Regions from separate parts of the Mus musculus genome. Here region 2 is linked to region 1. Evidence: chromatin contacts called from ENCODE Hi-C or POLR2A ChIA-PET data. All regions are on one chromosome and are shown on one strand. Each heading gives the region's core, a stretch centred on a gene start or an enhancer-like site at or near the end of the contact. The rest is flanking DNA. Distances are from core to core; before and after follow the strand shown.

Evidence for each region. A loop is a pair of places that touch in the nucleus more often than their neighbours do. ChIA-PET counts read pairs that join two places held with the same protein, here RNA polymerase II (POLR2A).
Region 2: POLR2A ChIA-PET joins it to region 1 with 36 read pairs in Patski. The contact joins the promoter of Npnt here to the enhancer-like site in region 1. A Hi-C loop is called at or near these places in 1 of 37 maps with a recorded cell type or tissue (Patski). POLR2A ChIA-PET finds 5 or more read pairs at or near these places in 1 of 5 experiments (Patski).

The regions. Positions count from the first base shown.
Region 1 is chr3:132,869,250-132,874,510 of GRCm38, forward strand. The region is part of intron 1 of Gm29811 (predicted gene, 29811); the gene reads right to left. Among named protein-coding and RNA genes, the nearest start is that of Gm29811, 6.7 kb to the right of the region's middle. Within about 2 kb of position 2,327, at least 1 of the 3 ENCODE cell types and tissues checked has a DNase peak (open chromatin) inside an H3K27ac peak, as active enhancers do.
Region 2 is chr3:132,947,128-132,952,296 of GRCm38, forward strand. Npnt (nephronectin) reads right to left here and starts at 3,164. Exons shown (of 14, transcript NM_001287101.1): 1 at 2,846-3,164; 2 at 920-1,020. The coding sequence starts at 2,916.

The sequences.
Region 1 (5,261 bases), core at 1,077-3,576:
AGCCTCTGCGTTGAATTTAACCTCTGTTTGTAATATAGTCCCGCATCCTGCAATACAACTTCAGAGCCATTCTTTCCATGTAGAAGACTAAAGGTAATAAATAGTATTTCCCATCCCACGGGGCTAAGGTTAATGAAAAACATTTTATTATTGGCACATCAGGCTAGTGGCTGATGACATGAGATGTTAGAGCCATCTTCATTGCTCTGTTTGGAAATTTTGGTTTGGAAATGATAATCTCTTTTAAAACGTGAAATTTCTAATAAAATAAAAAGTACATAGTGTTGACGCATTAAAAGTCAGCTAGTTGAGGGGTCCAGAGGTTGCTTTGAAAGATGGGTGATGAGCTGCTGGTCTCATGGATGTCAATGCTTCCTTCCATTGCAGGATTCCAGCAGGCAAGACTCTTAGGAGAGCAGGAGAATCCCTGTCTACAGGCCTCCCTCACCCCCAACTGTGGCCACTGTGCTTCTGCAAGAGTGGACGCAGACCCAACCTGTCTTTACCAACCAGTGTGGTTTCAGCTGAACTCTTTAGGTCTCCGTTCTTTGTGTAAAAGATAAGGAAAATAACCTTTCTTCCTACAATGAGAAGTTTCAAAGAAACACTATGGGTCAGCAGAGTGGCTCTGTGGGTTCTCCAGGAGGGATTATAATTAGTCACAGTGTCTGTGCCAGCTTCCTTTTCATATTTTGTTCTGACTCTCAGCAAGTGGTAGGGACACTTGCTCTGTGCCATGCCATCCTTCCTAGGTTTAAGCTCAAGCAATATCTAACTCTTTAAAAAAAGAAAAAGAAAAAAAAGAAAAAAGAAAGAAGAAAAAGAAAAACAGCATGCCTTGCCCGATTGGCTAATTAATAATCTATCTAGTTTAGATGGCAAAGGTTTATGCTCTTTAGGAATCTGAGCTGCATAAACCTAGACGGGGTTTGGATTCCCCATGCCTTTTGACTCACAGCTATTTATTCCAAGGTTCTCTTACTTCAAAGGTCGGTAGTCATGGTCTCATGACCACCAATGGATTTCTTTGTCTGGTATCTGTTCCCTAAATAGGCTTCTTTTCCACGAATGTGCCATGTAAGGTTGTTTCTGTTCACATTCCGCTTTCTGCCCTGGAGAATCTCCAAAGCCTTACTGGACTGAGGGTAGCTCGGTGGGTGATGGCAGAATGGTCCATTCACCTTGCTCCTTATACAACTGTGATTTATGCATAGTCTAGCCTTAGGGGTTAATATCCATTGTCCCGTGGTCTGGTCAGGTAAGCTCTAGCCATCACATACATGATCTCTGCCTCCTGGTGTCAGTCATTTGAAGAGCTATGTGCTTTGAGTCTGGAACTGGAATGTAAATGTTTGGATATATACACATGTATTCACTACCAATATGTTAACACTAGACAATCTAAACCTCCGACGAGCACAATGTTAATAATAAGAGGAAAGACTTTCTAGTTCTGTGCTAAGAACACATTACTCCTCAAACTGATCTGCATTAAACCCTGTAGATTACAGTAAGTACGAATCTAAACAGAAAGAAGGCACATCAGTGGCCAGGTACTATAGCTTTGAATTCCTGGGCTGCAAAGGCCGATAAGGATGCTTGGGATTCTGATCTACTAGGTACGTGATGTGATGAGAATGAAACTCTAGAGGTTTAAAGTCCTGTAACTTAACTTCCCAGACAGGGCCCCTACAAGAGAAGGCACGGGGCCTGCAGACAACCCAAATGGAGGTCTGATTCATTTGCAGTTCTTATGGTGTTGGCTTTGCTATGGCCAGGGATTCTACCATTGTTGAGAGTCGATAGAGGCATCGTTGAAGCCTCCTGCTTGCTCCCATTGCCTGGGAGGAACAATGAACACTTGCTGGCCGACCCCTCTGTATGCCCCCAAATCTTAAATGGACTGAGCCCAGCCCACATCTGAGTGGAACAAGAGGTTGCTGGGGCACTCGGATGAATCCTCGATTTGGATGGCATGGGGTGTTTCAGACTCTGTAGGGATGTCAGGCCCAATATGAAGTCCACTGTCTACACTTCTCTCCTCATCAAGCAGGCCACGCCTTTCCCTTTAGTGGAGTCTTTGAGTTCCAGTGCAGAATGCGGTCACCTCAAGGGAGTCTTTTTGTCAGAGCAGTGACTCTTGATTTCACTCACAGAGATAGATTCTCTCCCTGGAGCCTCCTCCAAGACCCCGGAGCCCACAGCAACCACCGATGAGTCAGCTCAGATTCTCTCAGGTCACTGCCAGCTCACCCTTTCCATCTGTGTGAGTCACTGAAAATGTCAACCTCGGTTCAGTTTCTGTGCCCTGGGTACTCACCAGCCACGGTGTTAGTAGGTGACCCAGGCCTGGCTTCCTGCCCAGAGCTCCTTTGGCCTGGGTTTCTGCAATTTGGCTGGAAGCAGGAAGAACTAACCTTGGTTTGGTGGCCCACATCCCGAGTGCCCTCTTTTCACAGGACATCCGGCTTTTTTGTCTGCCTTCCTGACCAGGTCCTATGAAGTCACTAGTGCTGCTACAAAACTCCTCCTCCATTACACCAGGTCCACTGTGAGAGACAGGAGACCGTAGGACCAGGCAGAACAGCACTATTGGGCAATCGGGGATCTTAGTGAATTGCATCTCCTCTCCTCTGAATAAAGAGTAAACTGAAAAAGACCACAGCAGAGCCTAACACATCAGTTCCACCAGGGATTTAAGAATGCTGCTTGCATTTGTGACCACAATGGCTTCCTCCTCAGAGATATTCTTGACCAGAACTGCTAAGCAATTCTAGACACCAAGACTGTCCTCTTCTCTGGGCAGTCTTTACTGGGGCCTTAGGAGTTTGGAAAACAACTGAACCATGTGGAGACTTCAGGGAGGCCTGGGAGAAGAGGCTCCATCAGTCTTGCTTGACAGGGAATCATGGGCCACGAGTACGGGCAGAAACATTAGTATTCACCAGTCTATCCTTATAGGGGCAGAGAAAAGGCAAGCAGGGAATGTAGCCAGATCCCTAGAAAAGATAGAACTTGCTAAATTCGCAGGTCGATGGGAGCCCAGGCAAAGGGAATTACCAGTTTGAACTCCACCTAAAAACTTCCATTTCTACACATGTAAGGAGAACTTATATGAAAAGAAAGAACCTAGAGGCAAATGAGAAAGGCTAGAGGGACTAGAAAGATGGTTCAGTGGTTAAGATCACCAGCTGCTCTTCCAGAGGATCAGGGTTCAATTCCTAGCAACCATGTGCATGGATGCTCACAGCTGTCTGTAACTCCTGTTTCAAGACACCCTCATACAGACATACAAGCAAAACACAAATGAACATAAAATTAAAAAAAATCAATTTAATTTTTTAAAAAAGCTCATTTGTTATAAAAGGAAAAAATTTAAAAATCTTTTAGAGTGGGGAGAAAATCGTTAAGAAGAGAAGATTTGGGGATAATGTAAGGATGGCAGGAAGTACTATGTTTCCAAACATGGTGACATATGCTTATAATGCCAGTGCCAGGAAGCAGACCAGCCATCCTAGCTACTTGGAGAGTTCCAGGCCCGTGAGAAACCCTACTTCTAAAAGCAAGGTGGACAGTTCTTGTAGAAGGATACCTGAGATTGTCCCCCGGCTTACACACACACACACACACACACACACACACACTCACTCACACACACACAGCACCACAAACATGCTTCAGGAAACATTAAACAGAGCGAAGGACAATTTAGAGAACTAAGTGCTCACTGTCTCGTCGGGTTTCTTAAATGGACAAACACATGCGCTGGAACCAAAACACACTCGGTCTGCAGAGGAAGAAGTAAGAGAGGCTGCCATTTCTAAACAACAAATGATTACTCAAAACCTTCTAGAAGCTCTGCTCAGACGGTAACTTTGAAAGAAATCACTGCCTCTGTTTACGAAAGCAGCAAAGAGCTTCACGGAATATAAACCAAGAACTGCGTCTTCACTATTCACGTACTTTTGAGTTTTAAATATAACTAGATTGACCCTGGTTTCAATATGAGATCTCTAATCTCCTTTGAGAATGCCTGGAGTTCAGATGTGGTGATGCTGGGTCGAAGGGAAGTCTTATACTGGGGACAAAATAGCCACTGACCTCACATCAGAAGCTGCCAACCACTCCCTTCAATGTGAGGATTTCCTTCATGCCCAGGAAACCACAGGGTTTCTATAGTAGGTGAACAGAAGGGTGGGGTCAGGCCACGACTTGACGCTGTGTCCTCCCGAGGGGGAGTGTGATGAGGTCGCATAAACTTGGAAGCAACAAAAAGGGACTTGTTTAGAACAGCTGGCTAATCTTCCTGGATTAGCCAAGATGGAATCAAACTTGACAAGACACTTGTGAAGAGTAGCAGGTCACAGCAGATAGAAGTCGCTATTAGTGGCAGTTTTAAAAATACCCAGAGATTTTAAATTTTTTATAAAAATAACCCATTACTCCTTGCATACGAGTGTGACCCATTTAAGGAGACATTTATGGCAGCTCACTTCCTTGGTGATTTCATAAAAAACATGAATGAGAGACATTTGCCTTTGAATGTGAGGGGAAGCGAGCATATCAAAGTAGAAACAGTATCTTGAAGTTTTCCTCCCAGAATTACCAGAGCCCTTTGAAAATTCACTGCATAGGAAGTTTCATGAGCTGGAGGGGAATGGCGAATGCAAGACTCTTGATTTGAGCTTGTTCAGGGCAGAACTGGGAAAAGTCTTTCTGTTACAAACCAGGCCTTTAAAAGAACAGTCAGAAGGTTAGATTTCTGTAACAATACTCCAGAATATTTCAGTGTCCATTTTCCTGGATCTTTCCTACTCTGACTAAGGACACAAGCGTGGAACCCATGTGACAGACACTTGGGAGGCCTCGAGGTGAAGGCAGCCTTCAGCCAGACAAAGAGAATACAGTTAAAGCAACAGACTGAATCTGGTTGATCTAAGTTTAGAAATGGACCTTTGACACAACTGTGTCATATGAGGCCACTTTCCTGACTGTGCCCATAATGGTAGCCTTGTAAGACCTTACAAGGAAAAAGACCCTGAAATGGAGAAGCCAATTATGGCATGTCCTGAAAAATTAAAGATAATAAACATGTTGTGTGAAGCTGACATTTGTGGAAATATTGTCCACCTTTAATCCCAGCACTTGGGAGGCAGAGGCAGGTGGATCTCTAGGAGTTCCAAGCCATCCTATTCTACCTAGTGAGTTCTAGACCAGCCAAGGTTTTATATTGAGACTTTGTCTCAGAAAAGCCAAACCCA
Region 2 (5,169 bases), core at 1,914-4,413, 79 kb after region 1:
TGAAGACAGCTACTGTGTACTCATATACATAAAATAAATAATTCCCAAAGAAAAGAAAGAAGGAAGGGAGAGAGAGAGAGAGAGAGAGAGAGAGAGAAGAAGAAGAAGAAGAAGAAGAAGAAGAAGGAGGAGAAGGAGAAGGAGAAGGAGAAGGAGAAGGAGAAGGAGAAGAAGAAGGAGAAGAAGGAGGAGGAGGAAGAGGAGGAGGAGGAAGAGGAGGAAGAGGAAGAGGAGGAGGAGGAAGAGGAAGAAGAGGAGGAGGAAGAGGAAGAGGAGGAGAAAGAGACTTGGAAAGGGCAAGCGGCCACCTTACACAGCAGTTCCAGTGGTGGTTTTACAGGGACTCTTAAGTTCTCAGTTTATTTAGTGTAAATAGTGTCTAGACTCACTATCTCACCGTCATCTCAGAGCTTGGAGCAAAGGAGGGAGGAAGCCTGATGAGAAGCCTAGAGCGGAAGGAACTGAAAACAAAAGTTAAGTGTGCAGACCGAGGCTGGAGCGATGACTCAGTGGTTAAGAGACTGATGTTCTGCCAGAGGCCCCGCGTTCAATTCCTAGAACCATCGTGTTGGCTCACAACCACCTGTAACTCCAGTTCCAGGCTATCCTCCAGCACCAGGTGGTGCACATACATGCGATCAAAACACCCTTACACATAAAAGAATAAAATACATTGTGTTGTTGGACAACACAGTAAGTGGCTCTCTGTAAATGGCAACGCTGGCACTGTGACACAGGTACCTCTGATTAGAAAGGGGCAGAATAAAGATTTGGGTCAGATCTGCACAGTTAAGACTTATTCAGTAATGGTAAGCCCTCCAAAGTGCAGAGTAAAGTCTAGAACCATCACACACACACACACACACACACACACACACACACACACCAAGGAACAGGAGTCTCCAGCCCCGATACTCACGTTGGCACTGTCCCCAGGACTGGCGGGCCCAGCCCCAGCAGCAGTCAATCCTGCCTCCATAGCGACATAGGCCGATTGAAGAAACTATTTGCCTGGGCCACCTACCAAACAAACAAAATATTTAAAATAAATAAAGACACCTGAGATTTAAAATAATTTCCCCTTTGTTTTATTTAGAAAATGTATATATACTTAAACCACACCCAGTAATTTTCTACAAGCTCCTTACTGCCTGCAAGGAATTGGAGAATAAGACACCTTCCCAGTAGTAGTCCTACAGTGATCTAATTTCTAATTGTAAAGTTAAATGTACACACACCCAGCCCACAGGAGTAGGGAGAAGAAACCAGGTTGGCTGCAACCAAGAAAGCTCAGGCTACTATTCACGGGATGGTTTCTGAAAGCTTGAAATAAAACAGATTAGCCAGACTCACAGCTGTTGGGGGCGGGGAGGAGGGGGCAGTTTTGACTAATGCACCGGGACGCTGAAATGTGCTGAATAACAGATCTGTCAGAGCAGAAAGAATGTTTGCTTCGTATAAAGGGCAGATAAGGAAATGGGCAAGAAGAGGAGCTTATTCAAAAATCAAATGCAACCAACCAAGCTCTTTCTATACAACTGCCTCCTCCTCCTCCTCCTCTTCCCCACCACTGCTGTAAGAAAAGCCCAAAACCAGGCCGTGAAGAGTGTCTCAAGTGTCCTCGTATTTTACAAGCTGTCTGCATCAGCAATCCACATTATTTCCCTCTCCGATGTAAAGTGTACCCAGAGAGACTCCAAGTTTAGGATGCAGATTTATGCATCAGATCACACTTACACCTGTGACTGTTAGCCTGTTTAGATTCACACCTACCAGACTTTCTGGACACCTAGGCTGTGTGTGTGTGTGTGTGTGTGTGTGTGTGTGTGTGTGTGTGTGTGTGTGTTTCTTTGTAAATGGACACCTAGGCTGTGTGTGTGTGTGTGTGTGTGTGTGTTTCTTTGTAAATATGTGTGCCCCAAAGTAATGCACCACAAATCCAAATGTGGGCAAAGAATTGCTTTTGGAAAATAAAAGGCTTAGCCTCTGGCTGCTTTCCACTCTTCTTTAAACTCTTTATCTCTTCAATTCATCTTCGCTTTACCCTCAGGCTCAAAGTACAAAACAACCCCAACTTCTATTTCCTCCGACCAGGTGGTGAACCGGGAGCGGGTGCCTTTTTCTTCCGCGCTCCGAGGCTTTTCCTCTGGTCCCCTCCAGGGACAGGAAAGCCAATCAATCCTGGAATTGATTCGTTCCAAGATTGCAGGTAAAACAGGTGCGGCATCTTCAAGGCAGCCCTGGGACAAGCTCTGAGGGATGGGGACAGGGGTGAGTGGTGGTGTGAGCCAGCGGGAAACCTGTCCAGCTGAGGCCTTCAGTGGGGACTGAGCCCGGGATCTCCGGGGAGATCGCGCGGTGCGCTGCCTTGGGGGGACACGCTGAGTGACAGCAGAGACCCTGCCGGAGGTTGTTGGGACCTGTCAGAGCAAGCAACAGTCAGGCCCGCCAGGTCTGAGCGGTGCCGCGTGCTACACACACACACACACACACACACACACACACACACGCACCCCGAGCGCCTCCTCTCAGTACTCATGTTAAGCTTGTGTACACCGTCCCCCCTCCGAACCACAAACCGAGAGCCCTCGGGTGCCATTTGTTCCAAGTACGGTCCTCGCCGCCACCCTTTGTCGAATCGCCGGGTCACCTGCAAGTTTCCCCTCGGGACACAGTCCATCCTGATCACTGGCTGTAGGGACGCTCCACGCGTCACCTGTGTCCCTGCTCCTGCCCGCTCTCACCGCACACGGGGCACGAGCCTCTCTTTCTCCTGAGCCCGGAGCCAGGCTGCTCCACTCGAGGTCCCTGAGGGAAAGGGGAGGGCACCCGAGACCCGCCTCACCTCCCGTCGAAGTCGGCAGCCACCTGCAGGTAGAGCGAGGACGCGAGCACCGCCGCTAGGAGCACAGCCATGCCGGAGGACCGGGACGCGGGGACGCTGAAGGTTGCGGGGAGCTGCGCGTCCCGGGATCTCCCGGCCGCCTTCGGCGCGGCACCCGCGGCTGCTGGGACGCACAGAGCGCAGCGCGCAGCCGGGCAGGTCTGCGGCGGGCTGGCAGAGCCCCTCCGGCTCCCTCCTGGCGAGGGGAGGCGCTGCGGCGGGAGCCGCGCCGCCCGCGGGGAGGGGCGAGGCGGGAGGGACGCGCCGCGCAGCCCGCCGCCCTCCCTGCCCCGCCGCCCTGGTGCCCTGGGCGCGCGCCGGGGCTCGCCCCTCCCCGGGCCCCAGGGGCAGGGGCGGCTCAGGGGCGGGGATGCGGCGCGCAGGCAGCCTCGGCCACGGGTGGCGCTTGCCCCCGGGCTGCGAGAAAAGTTGGGAGCAGAGCTAGGGAGAGGGCTTGTCGGGTGACCTGCCTGAAAAAGTGAGCCCAGCCGCCAGAGGCTGGGGCGACAGTGGGGTTGGAAGTGGAAGTACGCGTTCTGTGGGGGTAGACAGATGCCCCCCCACATACACACACAGGTGGTCTATAGGGGAGAACCCAACTTTTCTGCACCTACCGGAGGGGTTCCTGGACTGATGAAGGCAGGCAGACCCAGATTGCTTCTCCTACAGAGCTGGAATATCCCTGCACCTTTTAACGGGGGTGGGGAGTGTGGTGGGGGGGGTTCGGCTCTCAGGTCGAATTTTGAAGAAGAACTCTGGGCTCAGGAGAAAGAGAAGAACCTTGGAAAACTGTCTGTGTCCTGAAGCTCCACTTGGTGCACCCCCGTGGGTAGGGCAAGTGCTCCACCCCAGAGGAAGGGGAGTTAGTTACCACTTAGCTTGTGGTGTAGCTGGTCTTGAGGGGACCTCTTTAGAACCATTTGAAGTAGTTACTGAGCTATCATAAAAAGCATTGCACCAAAGGACTGAAAAGAAATGATTTTCATAAATATACGTTCAAACTTAAATCATTCCCGTCCTTAGGCCATACCCCCAATGGCTGGCTGTCCTGTCCTCTCTCTCTTCAGTCCATGATCTCCTGGCCTGGCACCCTCTAGGCATGCATTGAAGAGGTTGTGTGTATAGCTGAATCTCACTTCCTTGCCTAAAAGTCACCCTAAAAGCCAAATATGAATGCTGTTTAAAATTCTTATCTTCCCCTCTGGTGTCACGTCCAGCCATACTTTGCCTTCCCCCCCCCATTGTACTGATCTTTTCTCTTACAGCATAATTTGTTTATCTATGTCTTCTTTCTGTTGTAATGTAAACTCTCCAAGAAGAGCTATCTTTGTTTAGTGCCTACAACATTGCCTGGCACATAGTAGGTGCTCATAAATGTTAATCGAAAGTATTTGCTACCGTACATTCAACTGTCACTCCGTTCGCATCATTTTAAGGTTTCTGCTACTTCAAATTGTTAACGAAAAGTTCTGTGCCAGTTTGGTTACACTATCCTGATTTATCAGTATGTGTAAAAACAGGACTTTTCTGCAAGAAAAGGAAAAATAATAGTTCTTTGATTTCCAAGTTGCTTCTGTTAGCAAAAGAAGTTTCTATTTTAATCTCAGAAAATTATCCTTGCCGGTTCAGGCTTGGGACACTGTTTGAGGCAAACAGCTTGGTGTCATCCATTTCAGATGCTTCTAACAAAGTCCAAAATAGTCTAAGAGGCATAATATTTTTTTCTGCAGAAAAGTCAAATGTTTGTCAGTGTAATGTAGGCTTGCTTCCCGACCCCACTCCTTGGTGGCATGCATTGCTTATTGGCTCCTGTTCGGTTCCTGAAAGAGCTCCATTGGCACAGTGGATGGTTGGGTTAACCTGCAGGCTAGAGAATAACTTCAGAAGAGGGGAGAAGAGTGATAGGTGGAAATAAGACAGTGACTGCACACTTCTCTGACATAGGTAGGGTTTTTTTTTTTGTTTTGTTTTGTTTTTTTTTTGGCCCAGAAAACTTCCACATTCCTTCACTTGAACAATCTCCACTTATACTTTTTGGATCCATGCTTATATAATTTTTTGGCTTGTCTTCTATTATATGGACTTCTATAATATTATATGTCTCCAAGAGCAGCTCTTGGCAAATTATGTTGTCATTGCCTCTCTGCCACATTAGGTCTTTCTAGCCAACAAGAAGCCAAAGGTAATTCCTCTCGTGTCAGTACATCCTGGGTGCTCGGCCCACTGGCTGGCACAAGGCTTAAATAGGTTGAATGGACAGGCACACTGTCTGTTGCACACTCGCT